Regions from separate parts of the Homo sapiens genome. Here region 1 is linked to region 2. A link is an interaction called in ENCODE POLR2A ChIA-PET data of the cell type or tissue named here. Cell type or tissue: HepG2. All regions are shown on one strand. Each heading gives the region's core, and the rest is flanking DNA. Links, peaks and the distances in the headings are about the cores only. Region 1 overlaps LINC00673 (long intergenic non-protein coding RNA 673). Region 2 overlaps LINC00673 (long intergenic non-protein coding RNA 673).

Evidence for each region. ChIA-PET counts read pairs that join two places held together with the same protein. Peaks named below come from ENCODE experiments on the same cell type or tissue, not always from the same donor. Only the 100,000 strongest peaks of a DNase experiment are listed, where the experiment ranks them.
Region 1: POLR2A ChIA-PET joins it to region 2 with 17 read pairs; 6 of 35 experiments call an interaction of 5 or more read pairs at or near these places.

The regions. Positions count from the first base shown.
Region 1 is chr17:72,442,072-72,447,447 of GRCh38, forward strand. The region is part of intron 1 of LINC00673 (long intergenic non-protein coding RNA 673); the gene reads right to left. Among named protein-coding and RNA genes, the nearest start is that of LINC02003, 100 kb to the left of the region's middle. In HepG2, for the core only: no CTCF peak of the experiment used is centred there; a DNase peak (open chromatin) is centred at 3,160.
Region 2 is chr17:72,499,838-72,505,213 of GRCh38, forward strand. All of the region lies in intron 1 of LINC00673 (long intergenic non-protein coding RNA 673), which reads right to left. Among named protein-coding and RNA genes, the nearest start is that of LINC00673, 90 kb to the right of the region's middle. In HepG2, for the core only: no CTCF peak of the experiment used is centred there; DNase peaks (open chromatin) are centred at 1,694, 2,194 and 2,954; H3K4me3 peaks cover 2,250 bases.

The sequences.
Region 1 (5,376 bases), core at 84-5,083, 58 kb before region 2:
GGCTGTAGAATCATGCATGAAACCAAGACACGTGCAAGCAAAGTTTTACGAATGTACACAAGTCAAGGTTCAAGTTTATAACTGAGGAGGCGGAGATTGGGTATGCTAACTGCCTTAAATGTTTCAGAAAAAAAAAATAGGTAGAATTTCAAATTAATGTAGGCATCAGTTCAAGCTTAGGACTATTGGTTTCCAGTATCATTTAGTATACATTCAACTCTTTCTACCGGGCTGTTCAGAGATCCACATCGTCTGCCTCCAACTCTCATGGCTTGTAAGTTTCTAGCTGGGTTTGTATTACAAGAACTTGTAGGCCTATGTTTCTGTTTCTGTTAAGATGGGTGCCTCTTGAAGGCATGGTCCAGAACTAAGTATCTTTTTCTGTTGTGAGATGAATGTAAAACATTTCAGAGTTTCACCTTAAGAAATCCCATTCCAGCCGGGCTCCGTGGTTCACACCTGTAATCCCAGCACTTTGGGAGGCCGAGGTGGGTGGATCACCTGAGGTCAGGAGTTCAAGACCAGCCTGGCCAACATGGTGAAACCCCGTCTCTATGAAAAATACAAAAAATTAGCTGGGCGTGGTGGTGGGTGCCTATAATCCCAGCTACTCAGGAGGCTGAGGCAGGAGAATCGCTTGAACCTGGGAGGCAGAAGTTGCAGTGAACTGATATCGCGCCATTGCACTCCAGCTTGGGCAAAAAGAGCGAAACTCCATCTCAAAAAAAATAAAAAAAAAAGAAAAGAAACCTCACTTCCCAAAATATCCTCCATTTAGTATAGGGATGGAGATTATTCCAGCATCTTGTATGTAGAAAGATGTAGAAGAGTCCAATTCTGCCAGGCCGTTTCCAATAAATAACGGGCAAAACTTCACATCATGTGGTCAAGAGATTGTTGAGAGAACTGAAGGCTGTAACTTTGACCACTAAATGGCTTAGGAGCCTCAGATAGACACTTGCCTTATTTACATCTTTACAAATTGTATACGTTGGATATTTGTACCTTGGGTTTTGTGTGTGTGTGTGTGTGTGTGTGTGTGTGTGTGTCTATGGTTACGTAGGATCAGTGAAATATGGGTGCCCAACTTTGGGGTAAAGGAAAGCCTTGGGGTGGAAGCAAAGCCAAGCCTAAAACTCCCAGCCCAGCCATTATTCTCTAGACCTCAGGGCCTGCAAGATTCATACTGTCCTCCCAAAAAATGTCCTGGGCCTCTTGTGTAGACATTCATACCAACTAGGCCCTTCAACCAGAAGATACTTAGAGAAGACTCCAAAGTTCCCAACCTCTAGGCATTTGAGAATTCATAACCAAAACCAGGCTCTCAGTTTAAAGCGATACTGTGATGAGTGACAAAACACGTGAGCCTTTTGAGCCCATCTGCAGAAAGTGTCCACTTGACACGGTCACACAATGAGTAGCCTCTGAGGTGCCCGGGGCCACCTCTCACCCAGGCAACAGCAGAAGGAACTGGGGACTTATACTAACACCAAATCAGAACCTACTACTTTCAGACACTGCCAAGAAGCAGAAGACCGCAATTTATTGGTTAAGAAAAATACTGCCATAATTAATTATTCATCTCTGCCAATAACAATAACAACCAATAGTGAGAACACATGATCCTATTTGCATTTCTTTTCTCCATCTAAAATAAATTTACCAATAAAAATTTAAAAATAAATAAGGCCAGGCACGCTTGCTCACACCTGTAATCTCAGCAATTTGGGAGGCAGAGGTGGGAGGACTGCTTGAGGCCAGGAGTTCAATACCAGCCTGGTCAACATAGGAAGACCCTGTCTCTACCTTATTTCTTTTTTATTTTTTGAGACAGAGTCTCGCTCTGTTGTCCAGGCTGGAGTGCAGTGGTGTGATCTTGGCTCACTGCAAACTCTGCCTCCTGGGTTCAAGCTATTCTCCTGCCTCAGCCTCCCGAGTAGCTGGGATTAGAGGTGCGTACCACCTACACCCGGCTAATTTTTGTATTTTTAGTAGAGATGGGGTTTCACCATATTGGCCAGGCTGATCTCAAACTGGCTGGTCTCGAACTCCTGACCTCGTGATTTGCCCGCCTCAGCCTCTCAAAGTGCTGGGATTACAGGCGTGAGCCACCACGCCCAGCCTCTACCTTTTTTACAAATGAAAAATAAAAATAAATAAATACTCCATAATCCCACAGCTCTGAGCATGCTGTAAGTCTGAGAGGTAAATAATCAGGTTTCAATGTTAAATGTCAATCCCCTTTCATCCTCCTTTCCCTAGAAGCAGCCAAGTATAAATCAGAGTCGCAGGGATGTAGGAATCCAAAATGCAGAACTTCCCAACAGCAGTTGGGGTTTAATTTGCCACACATCTCCCACTCTGGAGGTATTAACTCAAATCCTGATGGGGCATCGATGGCGTGGCCGATGCTATGTTGGGAGCTAGGGCTTCGCCTCTGCCTGTGTGGTGTGTATTCCAGAGGGACACAGGTCAAAACAAGTAAACACAAACATTCAGTTATAAATCATGAAGTTTCTGCAAAGTAGAATGATATGGGGGTGGGAACAGCATCACAGCAACTGCAAAGGCCCCTCCAAGAAAATGACATGAAGCAGATGCCTGACACAGATACAGTCAGCTGCATGAATGAACCTAGGGAGCTGCGTGCTGGCTGCACCCCAGGCAGAACTGGGGTGGACCCCAGCTCCAAAGCCGCACCGTAGAAAGCGGAAATTCTGAAAATGTTTTAAAAAAATAATTAGACTCGGGAGAACACAAGACCCATGAGGATACAGGCTGGGGAACACTCCTTTTTACAAACTGCAGGCATGACCTCGAGGTAAGGTGAGAAACACAGAGAGCCCTGGAGAGCAGTCCTTGTTCTAGCACCTTCCACCGAGCTCAGTAACACGACAGTACATTTTGAAGCAAAGGGAAAAATCATGAGATGTTGCCTTTACCAGATAACTCATCTTGCTAAGGCACCTTTACCCCTCGTGGTCTTGAGGGTTCTGGGAAGGCATTGATGAGGACCTCCAGTACGTCCACCCAGCATTTTATTATCATAAGTGCGAAGCTTGGTTACAATTTTACAAAATAAAATGAAGGCTTCCTGATTCCTAGTCCCTAGTTGGGATAACCTCCCCAAAGCAAGCCTGGAAAATCCCTGGGCGGCCAGGTCACTGGGGCTCAAAGTCCTCCTCCTCCCCGCCCCACCCACCCATGGAAAAGTACTGGCATCTCAGCGGCTGGGTTTCTTCCAGGAGGCCCTGCTGGGGATGTGTCAGTGCCCCCAACCCGAAGCCCACAGGGAAATCTCACCCCACTGGGTTGAGCCCCAACCTCCCACTCTGGCCCCATTGGTTTCACACCCTTGAACAATCCTGCCCAAATAACCTAGCAGCTAAGTGTGGCCAGGGGCCAGGAAAAAAGCCCTGAAAAGCAGTGAGCTCTTCAGATCCGAGAGCTCACAGCTTGGCTGGGACGCTGCCCACTGTGGAAAATGGAACGTGAAGATCTGGTACAGTGAGGGTGGTGGGGGAGGGAAGCCCTGACCCCACCCAGCCTGCGTAAGAGCAGAGGGTCAACTTCCCAGGGTATCTGGAAAGCTCTGGCAAGGGTGGGCAGAGGTGGGTGGCGATGGGGCCGGCGGACACACGGCCTCGTGCTTTTCATGCGATGACACACCTGACTGGCCAGGCACACCTGGACGTCGGGGCAGGCCAAGCTTTCCAACAGTCACTCACTGTTCCTTGAGTGGAGAGGCCTGGCAGCCACGCTCCTCACAGACAGGGGGGTTTTTCTCCTTCTTGGTAGGCCACGCCTCCCCCGGGCACATACTGCCTCTGTCCGAGGGTTTCGTCCAAGCCCTGGGCTCTGACCACAAAAAGCGCCCTTTTCTTTGGCGGGCTCACCTCAGACGTGAGGTACCAGAGAGCCAAACCGTCTGCTAAAAGGACATCCCCAGCACATTTCTCCCTAGGCAGAGGGTCTGTGGCTGGCGGCCACAAACAGCACATCCTCCCTCCATCCTGGGGCCTTACAGAATTGCCCCTTGGTTCCTGCTATATTCATGGCAGAAGGACAGTAAACTAAAGGAGCTCTTGGCTTGCTCGGGGTGCTCCCGTCTGACCCAAAGCAAACTGGGTAAATCCCTGGTAAAAACCAAGTTGTTGAACACAGGGCTTCAGGTCTTGGCCCATTCGGTGTGGCCATTCCCACTCCAATGTCTCTGTGAAAATGCAAAAATAAATAAATAAATAAATAAATAAATAAATAAATAAATAAACACGAATGGCGACACCTTCCTCCAGCAGAGAGAGATTACGGCCTCCACCAAAACACTCAATGGGTTCCTGGCAGGGCTTCCACCCCAACTGTGGACACTAGATAGAGAGATGCTCTTCATGAGAGTCTTGAGGGTTCCTTGTTAAAAAAAAAAAAAAAAAAAAAAAAAAAGTGGGTTTTTTTTGGTTTTCTTTTTTTGGTCATACAAAACGTAGTTGTGAAAGGAAAAGAAAATGCCAGCCCTGTTTGACAGACATTAGATTTATGATCGTTTTTTAAGCCTCAAGTACGTCACAAGAATCGGCCCACCCACTGCACTGCCCTGATTGTAAACACGGCCAAGTGCCCATCCCTGCTCTTCCCCTATCGGACCTGGGCTCCTCCGCTTCTGAACAGCCCTTGTTTCCCTCTCCTGGTCTCTGGTGGGTTAAAAAGATGCCTGGCTGTATATATATGGAGAGCGTACACCATGGAGCTCTCTGAGCTAAAACCTCCAAGACAAACATAGCCCGCTCACGCCTTCCCCGTCTGCCGGCAGGCCGCAGATGTTAATAAACATGGTTGGGGTTTAGGGTTTGCCCACTGATTCCTCCATCCATTTTACACTCGACAAGTCAGGAGAGCATTTTTTCCCCCTTCCCTTAACGTACAAACTCAGTAAACTGTTGTAAGGCTTGGCAACAAACTTATGAATTTTGGCCTCCAGATGTGGCTGGAAATAAAAGTAAACACAGGGTGTGAGCAACTGCGTTTCAGGTTTGTGTCCTGTGAGGCTGAGTCTGCAAAAACCAGGGCTCAGAGAGACTCATTTGCCCTTTGCCATGAGACACCGGGAGATAGTTTTCCTAAAGGTAGGGATGCTGTTTGGTGCAGACAACAGATGTAGAGGTCCACTAGAAAATGTAGGTGAAGGTTTACAGTGCAGAAATTTGGCCCCCTCTCCAGAGCACCATTCATAATCCATCCCTCTTGGCCAGGGTGGGTCACAGTGTGTCCTACAGCAACTCTGGCTAGAACACAAGTCTATAGGAGGAAAGTGCTCAGATCAGAAAAAAACTGAAAAAGCCTTATCATGAGATCCATTTCTGGTACCATTCCTACGGAAGC
Region 2 (5,376 bases), core at 85-5,084:
CCAAAATCCACCTGTTAACCACTATGTTCTCGACCTCTTATCTAAAGTGAAGATAAGCTCCCTGGAAAATCCCAAGAGTAAACTGATTGACAGGAACAGTGTTTCTCAAAGCAGAAGCCGGCAGGCGCGGTGGCTCACGCCTGCAATCCCAGCACTTTGGGAGGCCGAGGCGGGCGGATCACGAGGTCAGAAGATTGAGACCATCCTGGCTAACACGGTGAAACCCGATCTCTACTAAAAATACAAAAAAATTAGCTGGGTGTGGTGGCAGGCACCTGTAGTCCCAGCTACTTGGGAGGCTGAGGCAGGAGAATGGCGTGAACCTGGGAGGCAGAGCTTGCGGTGAGCTGAGATCGCGCCACTGCACTCCAGCCTGGGTGACAGAGCGAGACTCCATCTCAAAAAAATAAATAAATAAATAATCAGAAGCCACACACCACCAGCCCTACAGAACATTAACGCTCACTCCTCGGTGGGGGGAAATGGTAGGAGATGATCTCAGTCAAATTTGGGAACAGAGCTAAACACCTCATGTTCTTACTCATGTGGAAGCTGAAAAAGTAGATCTCATAGGAAGTAAAGAGTAGAACAGAGGTTATTCAAGGCTGGAAAGGGCAGGGGGAAAAGAAGGATGGGGAGAGATTTGTTAAAGGCTATAAAATTATAGATGGACAGGAGAAATACGTTCTAGTGTTCTATACCACTGTAGGATGACTACAGTTAACAATGATATATATTTTGAAATAGCTACAAGAGAGAACATTGAATGTTCCCAACACAGAGAAAGGATAAACGTTTGAGATCATGGATATGCTAATTACCCTGATCTGATCAATATACATTGTATATATCAAAACAACACTAGGTATCCCATACATTTATCTACAATTATTATGTGTCCATTTAAAAATAAATAAATAAGGGCCAGGCGCATTGGCTCACACCTGTAATCCCAGCACTTTGGGAGGCCAAGATAGGTGGATCACTTGAGGTCAGGAGTTTGAGACCAGTCTGGCCAACATGGCAAAACCACATCTCTACTAAAAATACAAAAAAAAAAAAAAAAATTGCCAGGCATGGTGGTGCACACCTGTAATCCCAGCTACTTGGGAGGCTGAGGCAGGAGAATCACTTGAACCCAGGAGGCAGAGGTTGCAGTGAGCCAAGATCATGCCACTGCACTCCAGCCTGGGTGACAGTGTGAGACTCCATCTCAAAGAAAAAAGAAAAAAAGAAAGAAAGAAATAAAAATATAAATAAATAAATAAATAAATGTTAAATGTGGGAAACACTGAGTTAAACCAAACTAGATGGATTCTTCCTATGGAACTTCTCACAGACTTCACCAGCAAGCATAAGCAAATCAATTTCCAAGGGGTGGGGGGTACATTTTGTAACATTCTCCAAATGTACTGGTCTGCAGAATCCCTTTGTCCAAAAGCATCTCAAGACATCATGAGGATGCCAGGAAACTAACTGCCTGTGGGATACGTGGGCCCAAGGCAGTGCTTCTCAAACTTTAATGTACACACACAATACCTGGGACCCTTGTTAAAATGCAGATTCCAATGCCGTAGGTCTGGCTGGGGCTAGAGAGTCTGCATTTCTAGCAAGAGATGCTGGTGTTGCATCACCCTCAGCATGGCAGGGACCTGCAGGACAGCTCTGGCTAGCTCTGGCCCCGCCACCTCCCCAGGCAAGCCTTCTCCCAGCTCAGCACCCCCAGGAGAACAGCCCTTACGCAAACTTCCAGGGCGGTCTGGCCTCTGCTTACCTCCTCAACCCTGGAACTATTCCACAGAGTGCAAGTTTCATCGCAGGCCCCTAGGGAATCCAGACCCTTCTAGAGATCTATCCCTGGGTCCCTACCCCAACCCTTCTCTCTGTCTTCCACGAGCCACACCCCTCCCTGCCCTTGCCTCAGAAAGCCCTCATTCTGAAGGTCAGGTCCACTTAGCGGTCAGCCTCGCTCCCCAGCCGCCCAAGGTGGCTGGGATCAGTGGTGAGGAAGGGAGAGGAGGTGAAAGGAGGATAAGCAGAGAGCAAGGAGGCCCCGTGAGGTCTTGTGACCGACTGGGCCTCCTGGTGCCGCCGAGGTGGCAGTGCCAAAGCGCAGTGCTGGAATACTTGGCCTGTCTCCGGAGCAAACACCCAATCCAAACAGGCCCTAGTGTGTCTCCGAACAGACTGTGTAAATAACGGGGGGAGGAAAAAAAAACCCCAACTGGCCACAGATCCCGCTTTCAAACACATTGAAACAAAATAATCCCTCTCTCCCTCACTCGCTCACTCCCCACTGCTTGCTCTTTTTTTTTTTTTTTTTTTTAAATTTCCACCGGTGCCGAGGCCTCAGTGGAGCCTGGCTGGCGGCTTGTTAGAGCCTGCAGCCTACCTGTCCTGCATAGGAATGAAGCCGGGAGGAGTTACATGATATGCCCTCGTTGCAGGCCGGGGACACAGCTACCGCATTCAGAGACCAGGAAACAGAGCAAAAGCTGTTCTCAGAGTGCGGCTGAGCGAGGAGCTACAGGGGAATGGAGGGGGCCAAGCTGCATGGAAGATTGTCCCATTAACCTGGCTTTTTACCAGGGTGGTCCTCTCCCTAACCCCTAAGAATCACACCCTGCATCCAAACGGCAGCAACCCCAGAAAACGGGCTAAGAACTCCCCCGAACAGAGCTAGATCTAGAAAGCCCAGCACAGGGAGCTGAGCCTGAGCAGCCTCTCTCCAAGGGTGGCTCTGAACTCCACATGTGTGTACAGACAAGGGGGCGACTGGCATGTGGTTTGTTTCTGGTCTTGTAGTCGGTTTGGAATTTTCTAAGTCAGGGTGGGGTGGGGGGACTGTGCACGAGTCATGTGCAGACTGGAACCCATCTCCCCCTCGGTCTGCAAGTTAAAACAATTGGGTTGTCCTTCTCAGCATCTGCCAATGTCTCTTACTCAATCTTGGATCAAAAGGGCGTTGGAGGAGGAGGCTGGGAGGGAAATCCAGACAGTTCTCCGCCTCTGACATCAGGTCCAGCTGTTAGCATCGTGCTGTGGGTCCCTGAACAAGAAGCAAAGTCAGGACTGGTTTGGCCAGGTAGGTGAGGATCCAGTGTTGGGTGATTCTGATCCATGCAGCCCTTAGAGGCGACACAGACGTGAACTGGACATTCTAGGAAGAAAGAGCCGACTGCCGGGTGACCTGTCTAGTTCACATCCACTCACCATTTCCCTCCTCGTTCCTATTCTTAGAAATAAGACTCTGACGCTCTCTTTTATACAGGCTAGTCCCCTATAGGCATGTCATGGTGATTATTTGCAATCCTCCTGACTTTCCTAAGAAGAGATCAGACTTAGCAGGGTTAGTCCTCATAGCCCGAGGCTGGACAGGAAGAGAACTCCATATCCTATGTCCAAGAATATCATCAAATCCTTATGAAGCACCAGTTGTTGTGACGCAATTTTAAAAGACTGGTTCAAAGTGCCTGTCTGAGACTAAGCAGATCTGTGGGTCGAGCCAATGCCACACCCATTGTGGTCTTTAAGCTTCTTTTCCAAATTAAAAAACAAAACAAAACAAAAAAAAACACCTCTTACACATTAATCTCCATTTAACATAGAGTGTCCATGGGGTATACAGTTATGGACTTGGCACTGTATCCAGCAGAGAGCCCAGAGAAATCAAACAATATGATCTTGGCTTTTAAGGATTTATACCTTTGCTGGAAAAGACCCAATTTACCCACCAAAGTTCAATGCCTTTCATTTCTTCAGATCGTACATGTCTGTAACTAAAAGCTCCCCCTTCCTTGAGCAGTCATTACGTACCAGGCACTATACTAAGGGCTTTCTAGGCAGAGGCTCTCACTTCTACAACCACCTTGTACAGTGCAAACCACTACTATCCCATTGCACAGATGGGCACATGGAGGCCTAGGGGACAAGCAACATGACCAGGTCCTACAGCTGCCAAGTGACAGCGTGCAGACCTTGATTCAGGGTGCATGTCATTCCCTTGTGTCTCTTGCAGCACTTACCACCTTCTTTCTACCCGGCAATCAAGCTCGTATTCACCTTCTATCTCTATCAGAGCTCCTAAAGTGCTCTGAGTGCCTTCCTTAGCACCGTATAACCTTGAGACAACGTTTATTGAATAAATGACTTGTAAGAGAGAAAAAGGGAAATTCTACTTATCCCTTTGTTCAAATATTTATTGAGCACCTACTATACGTCTCTCACTCTGCTGGACATGGGACCCAGGTGGTCAATCAGAGGTCCTGGCCTCATGGGCCAAGTCTGGTGAGGCTGATTCCAGAATCACAGAAACAAGTTGCACCCATACCAAGCCCTGCAAAGCACTCACGTGCTCCCTTCAGAACCAGGCAGTGGGGACATGACCGTGAAAGTAGTAGGCTCTGCCATGGAGTTGGGTATCCTCTGAGGGGAGAACAGATCCACAAGAGAGGGAAAAACATGGAATTAAAAATCTCTAATAGTCTAAGGGAAAGGGGGGTTTCTAAAGTCCTCAAGAGGTCAAACTAGCTGGGCGCAGTGGCTCACACCTGTAATCCCAGCACCTGGGGAGGCCAAACCTGGACAACATAGGAAAAAGAAACCTCTACAAAAAATAAAATAAAATAAAATAAAATAATGAGCCAGGCATGGTGGCGCATGTCAGTGGTCCCAGCTACTCACAAGGATGAGACGGGAGGATCATTTGAGCCTAGGAGGTCAGGGCTGCAGTGAGCTATGATCATACCACTGCCCTCCAGCCTGGGGAGCAAGACCCTGACCCCCCTCCTCCCCACCAAAAAAAAAAAAAAAAAAAAAAAAAAACAAGAAGTCAAACTGAGCTAACTTGGCACAGTACATCCTACTTTATGTGAGAATTCCTCTCCTGCCATTTTATGTGACTCTTGGTCTCAGCAGTGACAGAGGTAACACACATAAAATAAGGTAAGGACACAGTGAGATACCACTACACACCCACCAGAATGACTGCAATTTTACAAAGTGTCAGCACCTCCACCATGAGGACTGGAGCAACTGGAACTCTCAGACATTGCTGGTGGGAGTGTAAGTAGGTACAGCCACTTTGGAAAAGGTCTGGCAGTTTCTTATGAAATTAAACATACACCTACTCTATGACCCAGCAATTCCACTCCGAGTTATTTACCCAAGAGACATGAAAACATGCGTCCACCAGAAGTTTTGTTCAAGAATGCTCACAGCAACTTTATTCGAAGCAGCCAAAACCTGGAAGCAGGGCAGGCACCCAGTGAGAGAAGAAATGGACACACAGCTGTGGGACGGTCACACAGTGGGACACTGCTGTGCAGTCAGGAGGAGCCTGATACAGGCAATAACATGGAGGAATCTCAAAAAGTT